Linked DNA regions of Homo sapiens: all the other regions are linked to region 1. Evidence: chromatin loops called from intact Hi-C (ENCODE). Cell type or tissue: Caco-2. All regions are shown on one strand. Each heading gives the region's core, and the rest is flanking DNA. Links, peaks and the distances in the headings are about the cores only. Region 1 holds the start of LOC105373622 (a long non-coding RNA gene). Region 2 holds the start of LOC124907892 (a long non-coding RNA gene). Region 3 overlaps NCKAP5 (NCK associated protein 5).

Region 1 (2,500 bases), core at 1-2,500:
CCTGTCTGTCTGCTTCTCTCTGTCTCTGTCTCTCTCTCTTTCTGTTTCTGTCTGTCTCTCTCTCTCCATCTCTGCTTTCTCTCTCTGTCTCTTTCTCTGTCTGTCTCTCCCTCTGTCTCTCTCTGCCTGTCTCTCTCACTGTATCTGTCTTCTGTCTTACTCTCTTTCTCTGCCTATCTGTCTGTCAGTCTCTCTGTCTCTGTCTCTCTCCCTCCCTTTCTGTTTCTCTCTCTCTCTCTTTCTGTTTCTGTCTCTCTCTGTCCGTCTCTTTCTCTCTCTTTCTTTGTCTTTGTCTCTGTCTCTCTCTCTCTCTGCCTGTCTCTCTCACTGTGTCTTCTGTCTTACTCTTTTTCTCTGCCTTTCTGTCTCTCTCCCTCCATGTCTCTCTCTCTCTCACTCACTCTCCATCTCTCTCTCTTTCTGTCTGTTTCTCTCTATCTCTCTCTGTCCGTCTCTGTCTTTCTATGTCTGTCTCTTTCTGTGTCAGTCTGTCAGACACCTCATGACGGGGAGGGCTCTGCCCCTTCCACGAAAGTGAGAAGTGCATGCTTAGGTGCTTAGAGAGGCTGAGAAGAATCTAGACAGACGGGCCTTGCTGGGCTTCCCCACTCGGTGTATGATTTCGGGAGGTCGAGGCCGGGTCCCCACTTGGATGCAAGGGGCATTTTCAGACTTTTCTGTCTGTCACGTGTGGCGTCTGTACTTCTCATATTTCCCTGATAAGTTCCTCAACTTAAAAGTAAACGGTTAAGGCCGGGCGTGGTGGCTCACATCTGTCATCCCAGCACTTTGGGACGCCGAGGCGGGTGGATCACCTGAGGTTGGGAGTTCGAGACCAACCTTGCCAACACAGCGAAACCCCGTCTCTACTAAAAATACAAAACTGAGTCAGGAGCGGTGGGGCAGGTGCCTGTAATGCCAGCTACTTGGGAGGCTGAGGCTGGAGAATCGCTTGAACCTGGGAGGCGGAGGCTGCAGTGAGCTGAGATCGCACCACTGCACTACAGCCCAGGCTGTAGAGTGAGTGAGACTCTGTCTATAAATAAATACATACATACATACATACATACATACATACATACATACATACATACATACATTCTTTTCCGTGCTGACTGACATTTGCAGGCATCGGTTGTCTTCGGGCATCACCTAGCGGCCACTGTTATTGAAAGTCGAGGTGACACAGAGGGAGGTCTCCCAGACTTCACCGAACCTGGGGCAACCGGTTTCTCTCTCTCCCTTCTGGAGGCCCCTCCCTCTCTCCCTCGTTGCCTAGGGAACCTCTGCCCTGGCTGGGGCCCTATTGTTCTTTGATCAGAGCTTTAGTTTTCTTTGTGTGTTGGTTTCTTTCGTGTGCATAGACTCTTCTACTTGGGATTTAGGAGGGGTCAGTTTAATTTTCAAGTCGCCCCTCGGCTCCCCCCACTACCCACGTCCCTTTACCTTCATTTAGTGAGTCAGTTAGGTGGGTTCCCCCCAAACCCCCACCCCCCGCCTCCCAACACCCTGCTTGGAAACCTTCCGGAGCCACCCCGGTGTGCCTCCGTCTTCTCTCCCCTTCCCCCACCCCTTGCCGGCGATCTCATTCTTGCCAGGCTGACATTTGCATCGGTGGGCGTCAGGCCTCACTCAGTGGTCACCGTTTTTGAAGATGGGGGTGGCACGGTCCCACTTCCCCAGAGGCAGCTTGGGCCGATGGCATAGCCCTTGACCCGCGTGGGCAAGCGGGCGGGTCTGCAGTTGTGGGTTTCTTCCCCCGCTTCCCTCCTCAGGCCTCCCTCCCTAGGAAAGCTTCACTCTGGCTGGGTCTCAATCACCTTTTATCATGATGTTTTAGTTTCTCCTCCCTCCGGCCAACATAGTTTCACAATGGGAAGGGCGTCACAGCTCTAATCTGGGCCTTCTTAGCATTTGCCCAAAATAGAAACGGTTTCTGAAAACTAATACTTTGCTCACTTAAGATTTCCAGGGACGGTGCATTGGCCCGTGTTCGTTGGCTTGTTTTGTTTTGTTCGTGTTTTTCCTTTTTCGTATGTATTTCTTTTCAGGTGAAGTAGAAATCCGCAATTTTCAGGAAGACGTATATTTTCCCCAAGACACATTAGCTGCTGTTTTCTCCTGTTAACTAGAGCTTTTGTGAATCTCTCAACGTGTAGTGAGAGCCCGTTGATGTTTACTAGACTTCAGAACATCTTATGTTCTAGAAACCCGTAAGCGAATGCTGCTGCTGCTCTTGTTGCTGTTGTTGTTGTTTTCAAAGCACACCTCGGCCACCGTTTACGGGATCAAAAGCGTTATAAAATATGTGTAATTATTTCCTGAGCACGCCCTTCCTGCTCCTCTCTCTGTCTCTCTGTCTGTCTCTGTCTCTCTCTTTCTCTGTTTTCTCTCTCACTCTCTCTGTCTCTCTCTCTCTGCCTATTTCTCTCTCTCTCTGCCTGTCTTTCTCACTGTGTGTGTCTTCTGTCTTACTCCCTTTCTCTGCCTGCCTGTCTCT
Region 2 (5,905 bases), core at 1-2,500, 79 kb before region 1:
GTGTCTCTTTGCTTTTCTTTAAGATGGGAATGGTGGCACCCAACCCAGCCTCAAAGGGCTCTTGTGAGGATTAAATATGTTAATTCATATCAAACTCTAAGAATGATCAGCACTCAATGTTTAAATACTATCTTTATTACTCATGCCCAAGTTCTCCCTCATCCGTTTCTGCATTTATTGAACAAATATCAGGGCATCTTCGAGCAGAATTTGCCAATGAATGAAGGAAATATTGTCTCCCTGGGAAAAAAGGATGATAAGTACTACTCAGGTGAGACTCCGCTGCCAAGTGCCAAAGGGTTATTCCCTCCTTCTCCCTGCAGCCTTTTTCAAGAAGTCAAGGCTAAAGAAGGAAAGGAGGATGGGAGAAATCAGAACTCCTGCATGAATTACAGTGGACTGCCCAGACAGCCCGGAGTGATCCTCTCCTAAAGAAAAATCTCTCAGTGATCAGAAAAGGGCCAGGGATACTCTGCAGCTGGAGCTCTGACCCCATCCTGGGCTCACAGAAGCTTTCAGGGAACTGAGTCCTTCTCAGAAAATTAAAACGTGCTAATAACAAGAGACCCATCTTCTACCACCTGTCAGGCTCTGTTCCAAGCCTTTTTATTTAACTCTCAAAAGAACTCCATTAGATAGATACTAGTACCATTTTAAAGAAAAAGAAACATAGGCAGAGAGATTAAGATACTCGCCTTTTATTATACTGCTAGGAAATGGCAGAGCTGGCTGATGGTCAGGGGAAAGGGCTGGGGGAGTACAGAACCCAGGAGATCCCCAGTCCCTGCGATGTAGGATCCCGGACCCCCGGCGCTAAGTGGAGATGCGCCAGCTGCCCCACACTGGAGAAGGCTCAAAGAAAACAAATCCCACCCTTCGCCGCAGGTGGATTCTCCTCCCCTAGAGCTACTGTCCAGTTGCTACTGGCCTCCAGCAAAACAAACATCAGTATGGACGGAAGGAGCAGGACGCAGGGCGGGGAGGGTCACCTTTCTGGGAGAAAAGAAGGCCGCGGCCTAGCGTACCTTGGGCGGAAGTGGCTCTCCCTACGGAGACCTCCTGGACTACGCTTCCCAGAATTCTCGACGGGATCAGGGAGACGGCCTCAGCCTCCTAGAGCGGAAGTTACCCGACTACACGGGGCTCCCAAACTACACTTCCCAGAATTCCTAGAAAAACTCTCCACTCTCTGCCTGCCTAGGACGCAAGTGCAGGGTGCCAAGCGGAGAGCCTGGATCATATTTCACATGTGCCGGTCCCAAAGGAATTCCTTAACTCTCCCTTCCTGGAACCGAAATGCTTCCAAAGGCAGAGAGCTCCTATATATATTTCTCTGTTTTCCCCGGAGGACCGTGCATGAAAGGCGCCTTTTTGGCGCGTGTGTCTCTGACCCTGTGGATCTTCTGGACAATTCCCGGAATTTCTTGCAGGGCAGCACTTCCCCTTAAGTCGTCTCTTTCTCGTTTGGATAGTCAGTATTTGTATAGTCACTATTCTCTTTTGGTTAGCCGTCTAATTTTATACTGCCAGTCAAGCTCTACTCCCTTCCCCCTAGAGTTTGAATTTATTTTTTTTCAAACGCTACACAAACCCAAATAAACTCAACCAAAGCGGACTTTACCTACCTTCCTACCTACCTACCAAGAAAATATCCCACAAAGGAGAGAACGGAGAAGCTTGCAATACAGGAAGAAAAAAAAAGAATTACAGAATGGAAGGGATGTGTGCTCTAAAAATGCAGGTACTCAAAGGAAATTGGGCTGATTTGTACTGGACACCGAATTTGAGGAATACAGGATCTCAACCTTTCTTTGACTGGATTACTTTTTTATTCCATTTTGGTGTGGACGCGTCTGAAACTGATAGTGCTGCTGCTACCTACCATAATGTGTTTGTTGCAAGATCCACAAGAACGTGGATGCCAAGAATCCACAAAAAAAAACAGATGCAACCGTTGATGAGGCCATAAACAGAAACAGCAAGCGGTTCCCACGTTTCCTCTGCTTTAACTACTGATGATGAAATGCAAGTCATAAGGCAAATAGAAGGGCTGTACTGATACAGACAAAATGTTATTATTATGAGAAGGGATAAGTCCCTTGTAAAACCTTGAAATTTTTTTCTTCTTTGAGAAAAATCTATCACCTATTTTCACCCTGCTCTTGATATAGCAAATATTGTAAGTTGTCTTATGGAGGATGACTCAGGGAGGACGGTGAATGGGTTGACTCAATCCAGAAAAGGAAGAGGAAAATAAAAAGACATAACGACCAATCTGTGAAAACGCTCAGTGGCTTAAAAGACACTATTAAGAGATGAGACTATTTGATTCTTTATTTAACTCCTTTCCAAGGAAATGTTTTTGAAAATCCATACGGTTTACATATTAAAGAGGATCAATCTGATAATAGGTGATTTTTTTGAAAAAAATGAAAGGAAAATTTAAAAATAAAAGGGACAGAATAATACTTTGTATACTTCCACTTCTAGTAATAATAAAATGAGTGATTTGGAACAAACATGTAGCAGAGGAAAGGTGAGCAAACTTTTTAAATGTCAAAAGACATCAAAAGACAAGATAATGGAGAAATGGTGGGCCAAAATTCAGAAACAGTTGGGAGAGTCATGCATTTGGGGCTAATTTTCTCCTGGGGATGATGGTCTAGTCTAGGATCTGAAAAGCCTAGAATCTCTGCAGCACTTTTGACACCTATATGAAGCTGGGGGAAAGAAAGATTCTAGCAAAAATTAAAATGCACATCTTTTCAAGAGCACATAAGATTTGTACAAATGAGTAAAATGATATGGGATTTCAAAATACTGAAATACTATGTTTTCGAATACAGTGAAATTTGGCTAGAAATCAATAAAAATACAACTAAATGATTCATGTGTGCATTTAATAAATATTGTCTCATCTCCAAACCCACCATTCTTCACGCCGCTTTATGGGGCTGGAATGGGGGAGTCTGCAGCCAATCTTTCCCGACCTCTACACCCCCAATCTGGTTCTGTGTTCGGCAACTATTAGCAGAAGAGTATAGGGGTGGTGGGGGCAGGGAGATATACTGTATCCTGTGCCTGCCAGCCAGCAGTACTTTTTCTTGTAGCAACTGCCTAATTTTCAGTTTTTCTAACACTTGAATACCTATTTCATCATGGCTCTTTATAAACATTATTAAACAACTTCCCAAAGACTGATCCTTAGATGTCTAAGTGCTAAAACTGCAGGGCCCTGTTTCTGAGCTCAGAGACAGCAGAGCCAGCTGAACACTGGCCTCTCCTTAGAGGTCTGAGTTTCAGGTGAGCATGACCTTCCTCCAAGCTTCTAAGTTTTAGTAATTCCTGTCTCTTCACTTTGTTTCCTCAGACCTCAGGTGGTTGCTGCTTGCTGCAGTTGCTACTTCCTGCAGTTGCTACTTCCATCATATATTAGAGTTTTTTTTTTTTTTTTTTTTTTTTTGACAGAGTCTCGCTCAGTTCCCCGGGCTGAAGTGCAGTGGTGCCATCTCGGCTCACTGCAACCCCTGCGTCTCGGCTCCAAGCAATTCTCCTGCCTCAGCCTCCCAAATAGCTGGAATTACAGGCATGCACCACCACTCCCAGCTAATTTTTGTGTTATCAGTAGAGATGGGGTTTCACCATGTTGGCCAGGCTGGTCTTGAACTCCTGACCTCGTGATCCACCCGCCTCAGCCTCCCAAAGTGCTGGGATTACAGGCGTGAGCCACAGCATCTGGCCCAGAGTTCTTTTTCTGCTCTTTCAGAAATCTAGCTACCAACTCTACAATATGCTAATTTTTCTTTTCAAATAATTCGTAAGGTTTCTATCTTCTAGGTGAACCCTAAATTATAAACTTGTTTAGAAATTAATCAAACCACTTTTAAGTAATCCATAGATAAAAGAGTATGGCATTGAAATCTGGTGTCATCAGTGAATTCCACCAAATATTTAAAGAAGAAACCATGTTCATCTCAAAATTATTCCTCAGAATAACAAAATAGGAAACACTTTCCAACTAACTTTATGAGGCCACTATAATAACACTGACAAAATTTGTGAGAGGCTTCATTAGAATAGAAAATGACAGGTCTGGCCAGGCATGGTGGCTCATGCCTGTAATCCCAGCACTTTAGGGGGCTAAGGCAAGCAGATCATGAGATCAGGAGATCCAGACCATTCTGGCAAACACTAACACAGTGAAACCCCGTTTCTACTAAAAATACAAAAAAAAAAAAAAAAGCCAGGTATGGAGGCACGCGCCTGTATTCCCAGCTACTTGGGAGGCTGAGGCAAGAGAATCACTTGAACCTGGGAGGTGGAGATTGCAGTGAGCTGAGATCGTGCCACTGCACTCCAGCCTGGGTGACAGAGTGAGACTCCATCTCAAGAAAAAAAAAAAAAGAAAAGAAAAAAGAAAGAAAAAGAAAATGACAGGTCTATCTCGTCATAAATATACTTTCAAAAATCCTAAACAAAATGTTGCCAATCATATATGAGGGTAACACATCATGACCTAGGTATCAGAAACAGAAAAAAAAAGTTTGATTAATCACCCATTTGTCATAAGAAAATTTAGGCAACTAAGCAATAGTAAAGATCTACAAAAATGGCAACAAATACCAAAAGGAATAGTGAAATATTGAAAACATTTCCTCTACGATGGGGAACGAAATAATGATGTCCACTCCAACCATTTCTACTAAATACCACATTTGCTCCTTTATCCTGCAATCTTGCCAAATAATCTAATTAATTTTAATATTTTATGTGTAGATCTTTTGAATTTTATATGCATGCTCATGTTGACTTCAGATCTGCAACAAATGTGGCACTGCAGCACCATGGGAACAGGACAAATATTCAACACATGTTGCTGTTAAATTGAATATTGTGAAATAAAACTGAAATTGACCTATACCTCCCACTACATGCAACAATCTAAGGCTGGTGGATTGTAGAGCCCAATTTGAAAAGCATTTCTTATGACACTTAAATCTACTCAGTGTATAAACCCATAAGAAATGTGTACCAAAATACACATATAAGAATGTTCATAGCAGGATCATTCATCACAATGACAAGCTGAGAATACTTCAGATGTCCATCGATGATAGTATGGATAAATATTTTTTGTTATTTACACAAGGTAAGAGCAAGGACACTGAACAAACTTTAGCTGTACATGCAATACCATGATGACTCCCATAAATATGTTGAGCAAAATAACTAGACAAACCCCGTAGATGCAGCGTGATTCCACTTGTTCATTAGACATGCAAAATTCATCAGTAGGATGATTTTGGACACTTAAATAGTAAAAATATAAAGAAAAGCAAGGGAACCTTAAAACTTAGGGTAGTGGTTTCTTTTCCTGGGGAAGAAAGCATCATGATGCTGTGAGAGTGGGGTGTTTGCAATTCTACCATGCTCCATTTTTGGCTGTGAGTGGTGATTATACAGCTGTTCATTTTATGTTCATACTTTCACATGTGTATTTATGATTTGGACACTTTTCTGAATGTAAGTGATATTTCAATCTGTAAAAATCAATGATATATGACCAACAAACTGTGGTACATCAATACAATAGAGTATTATTCAGCCATAAAAAGAAATGAGATATGAAGTTATGAAAACACATAGAATAACCTTAAATTCATATTGTTAATGGAAAGAAGCCAGTCTGTCAAAGCTACATACTGTAATTCAACTATATGATAATCTGGAAAAGGCAAAACTAAAGGTCAGTAAAGTGATCAGTGGTTGTTAGAGGTTCAGAGAGATTAATTGGTAGAGTACAGGGTATTTTTAAGCAGTGACACTATTCTGTATGATATGGTATGGTGGATATAGGATGTTATGCTTTGTCAAAACCCATGGAATGTACAACACAAAGAGTAAG
Region 3 (2,500 bases), core at 1-2,500, 580 kb before region 1:
CTTGGAATTGTTGGCTCCGTAAGCTGTAGAGATTGTATTATATGAATGTGCCTTTGGTCAGGGGGACTGATGTTTCCATATTGTTTCATGGGTTTTTATCTCCCCATTCTACTCCCTCTTAAATTTTAAGTAACTTAATGGAAGGCACCTAAATTTCTATTCTTCATATCCTCCTAAAATTAGATATATGTATTAATTGTATTAATAGGTATTAATTGCTTTCAAGAGCACATGGCTGACTTCCCATCATATGTGTCAATCTGTATTACTATGTGGCTGGCTTTACATAAACCATCCTCTCACCAAAACAATGAAAACTCTCATGCTCGGAGATCAGATGCCTTAAGGGGCTAAGCCAGGTGAAGGAAGCAGGAAAGGAAGTTGTGTGCCCTGCAGCCAGCCCCAGCCAGTTAGGCCCCATGGAAATGCTAGCTAGATGTCGCCATAGCTTTGAAAATTGTAAGAAGCTAGAAATGCAGACTTTTGCATGTAGTCTCTCAAATTTTAAATGTTGGCTAACACCTAGTTCAGCTATTTAATGACACTGAGGAAACCCAATAAGGCAACCATGGACCAGAATTGGCCTGCAACCTGCTTTTCTTTCTCTGCCCTGAAAGTGGTGGCAGTTTAATTTAAAACTTGGTGCATGTGCTCAGAACACCTGGGCACTATGCTGCACAATCATATTCATGGGACAGCCAGAATATATTGCTTTATTCATTATTTCAACAAAAATTCATTGAGCACTATGTCCTTGGTAGTGTACTAGCTCCTGAGGACACAGAGATAGTTTAGACACAGTTTCAGACTTAAAAAGGTCATCATTTAATAAGGAGATAGATAATATAAACAAACAGTTGTGCAGTAGAGTAGTAAATGCAACAGAAACATATACCATCCAAGGTCCTCAGAGGAAAAAGTGACAAACACTATTCTGGGTGTCAGGAAAGCCTTCTAGGGTGTGGTCACAGCTAACCTTGACTTTGAAGAATAAATAGGAGTTTGCTAGGGTAACAGTTTCCAAAAAGCAATTTGTGAACTAAATTCAGGACTAATACTGGGATTTATATTTACATTGATCCCAGGTCCTGGATTTAATTATAGCTGTAAGACTATAAAATTGTCTTACCCTGATTCGGCCTTGTTTGGCCTTCCCAACCTCTTGCAACAATACCAGATTAACTCATCCAGCTCTGTAGGAAAACAATAACCTCCAGGAGTGTCATGCTGGCTGAAATTTCTGTCACTGTGACCTTCAACAACACTTCTTTCTAGCTTTTTAACTGAAGAAGGATATAGTTAAACTGGATTAAGAAGTCTAATGGAAAAGTGAAGAGCCCTCTGTGTCTAAAGTTTGTTTTAAGGATTTCAACATTGAATAGAGGTTCAAACCCTGAACATAAATCAACATTATATTGCAGTAGACTAAGTGATTGAAGTGTAAATTCACAAAATGCACCCTGTAGCATGAAACATTCAGGCGATATATATTTTTATCATATTTCAAACACATAAGAAAACCTGATTATCCTGAATTTAGTAAATTTTGTGCAGTAAATGTCTATCATAGTAACCTAAAAACTCCCCTAGTAAAAATTGTTATTAAGCACTACATTTTCATTCTGAGTTTTGGATAAATAGAAGGATTTGGAAATGCAAGGGACAGAAAGTACTGAGAAAGGAATGGTGATGCTTACCTGGGGATTTGATTATGCAGATTAGAGTATTAATTTCTTGGCGCTGGAAATCATGGACTGTCCATTGCTATCAGCAGATGTCACACTAGGGAAATCTTATTCCCGGCACGAAAAGATTAAGTAACCTAAACTCTGACATGAAAGACTAGTGTTTCCAGAAATGAAAAGCAATTCTGGCTTTGTTCTGTCACCTCTCTTACCACGAGGGTGCACTGGTCTAAGAGCTGCCCTGAAACACTTGGGAGCAGCTTTCTGGAACTGGCCAGTGATTTGCAATCTGACGCAGCTCTTCAGGAGACTTGGGAACAAATCTTTAACCTGTCGGGCTGCAGGAAGGAAGGATGTCTTTGAAGTCCTGAATCTTGGCTGCATGGGTCAAGGAAGGGAGGGGAGGGTAGATACCAACGAGGCAAATAGACGCATCCAGGGTCTCTTAGCAAAACCAGAACAGGCTGAGCCTCCTTGGGAAGAGAACTGCAGGAAGGCCACTGAAGCCCCGTGCAGCCCGGGATGGCCAGACCCTAGAGGCAAGCGGGGTTAACCTTCAGTTGTGCCTGGCCTGCTGCAGCTGCTCAGAAATACACTGGGACTGGGCTCACAGTAGCCCCCAGTGTGATCAGGGGGATGAAGATAAAGATTCTCAGGGCAAGATACTCTCATATCCTAATGCCACTGGTTTATAGCTTACACCTGGCTGCACTAGAACAGTTGGGCCAGATTCAAAGGCAAAAAGACACACCCCACTTCCATCTACTACCTCATATACAAGCACACACAAGCTCAGGTCAAGTTTTCAAAAATCC

The links. Hi-C counts contacts between places; a loop is a spot of excess contacts. Peaks named below come from ENCODE experiments on the same cell type or tissue, not always from the same donor. Only the 100,000 strongest peaks of a DNase experiment are listed, where the experiment ranks them.
Region 2: it touches region 1 in a loop (11-fold over the local background); 1 of 110 quality-filtered maps calls a loop at or near these places.
Region 3: it touches region 1 in a loop (6-fold over the local background); 1 of 110 quality-filtered maps calls a loop at or near these places.

The regions. Positions count from the first base shown.
Region 1 is chr2:132,267,341-132,269,840 of GRCh38, reverse strand. It overlaps LOC105373622 (a long non-coding RNA gene), which reads right to left and starts at 1,220. Exons shown (of 3, transcript XR_923341.3): 1 at 1,099-1,220. RefSeq lists enhancers at 1,150-1,661, 1,662-2,174. In Caco-2, for the core only: a CTCF peak has its summit at 1,147 (motif pointing left); a DNase peak (open chromatin) is centred at 1,220.
Region 2 is chr2:132,342,636-132,348,540 of GRCh38, reverse strand. LOC124907892 (a long non-coding RNA gene) reads right to left here and starts at 1,068. Exons shown (of 2, transcript XR_007087241.1): 1 at 1,026-1,068; 2 at 114-343. In Caco-2, for the core only: no CTCF peak of the experiment used is centred there; a DNase peak (open chromatin) is centred at 1,080; H3K4me3 peaks cover 1,169 bases.
Region 3 is chr2:132,851,249-132,853,748 of GRCh38, reverse strand. All of the region lies in intron 11 of NCKAP5 (NCK associated protein 5), which reads left to right. Among named protein-coding and RNA genes, the nearest start is that of NCKAP5-AS1, 63 kb to the left of the region's middle. In Caco-2, for the core only: no CTCF peak of the experiment used is centred there; no DNase peak of the experiment used is centred there.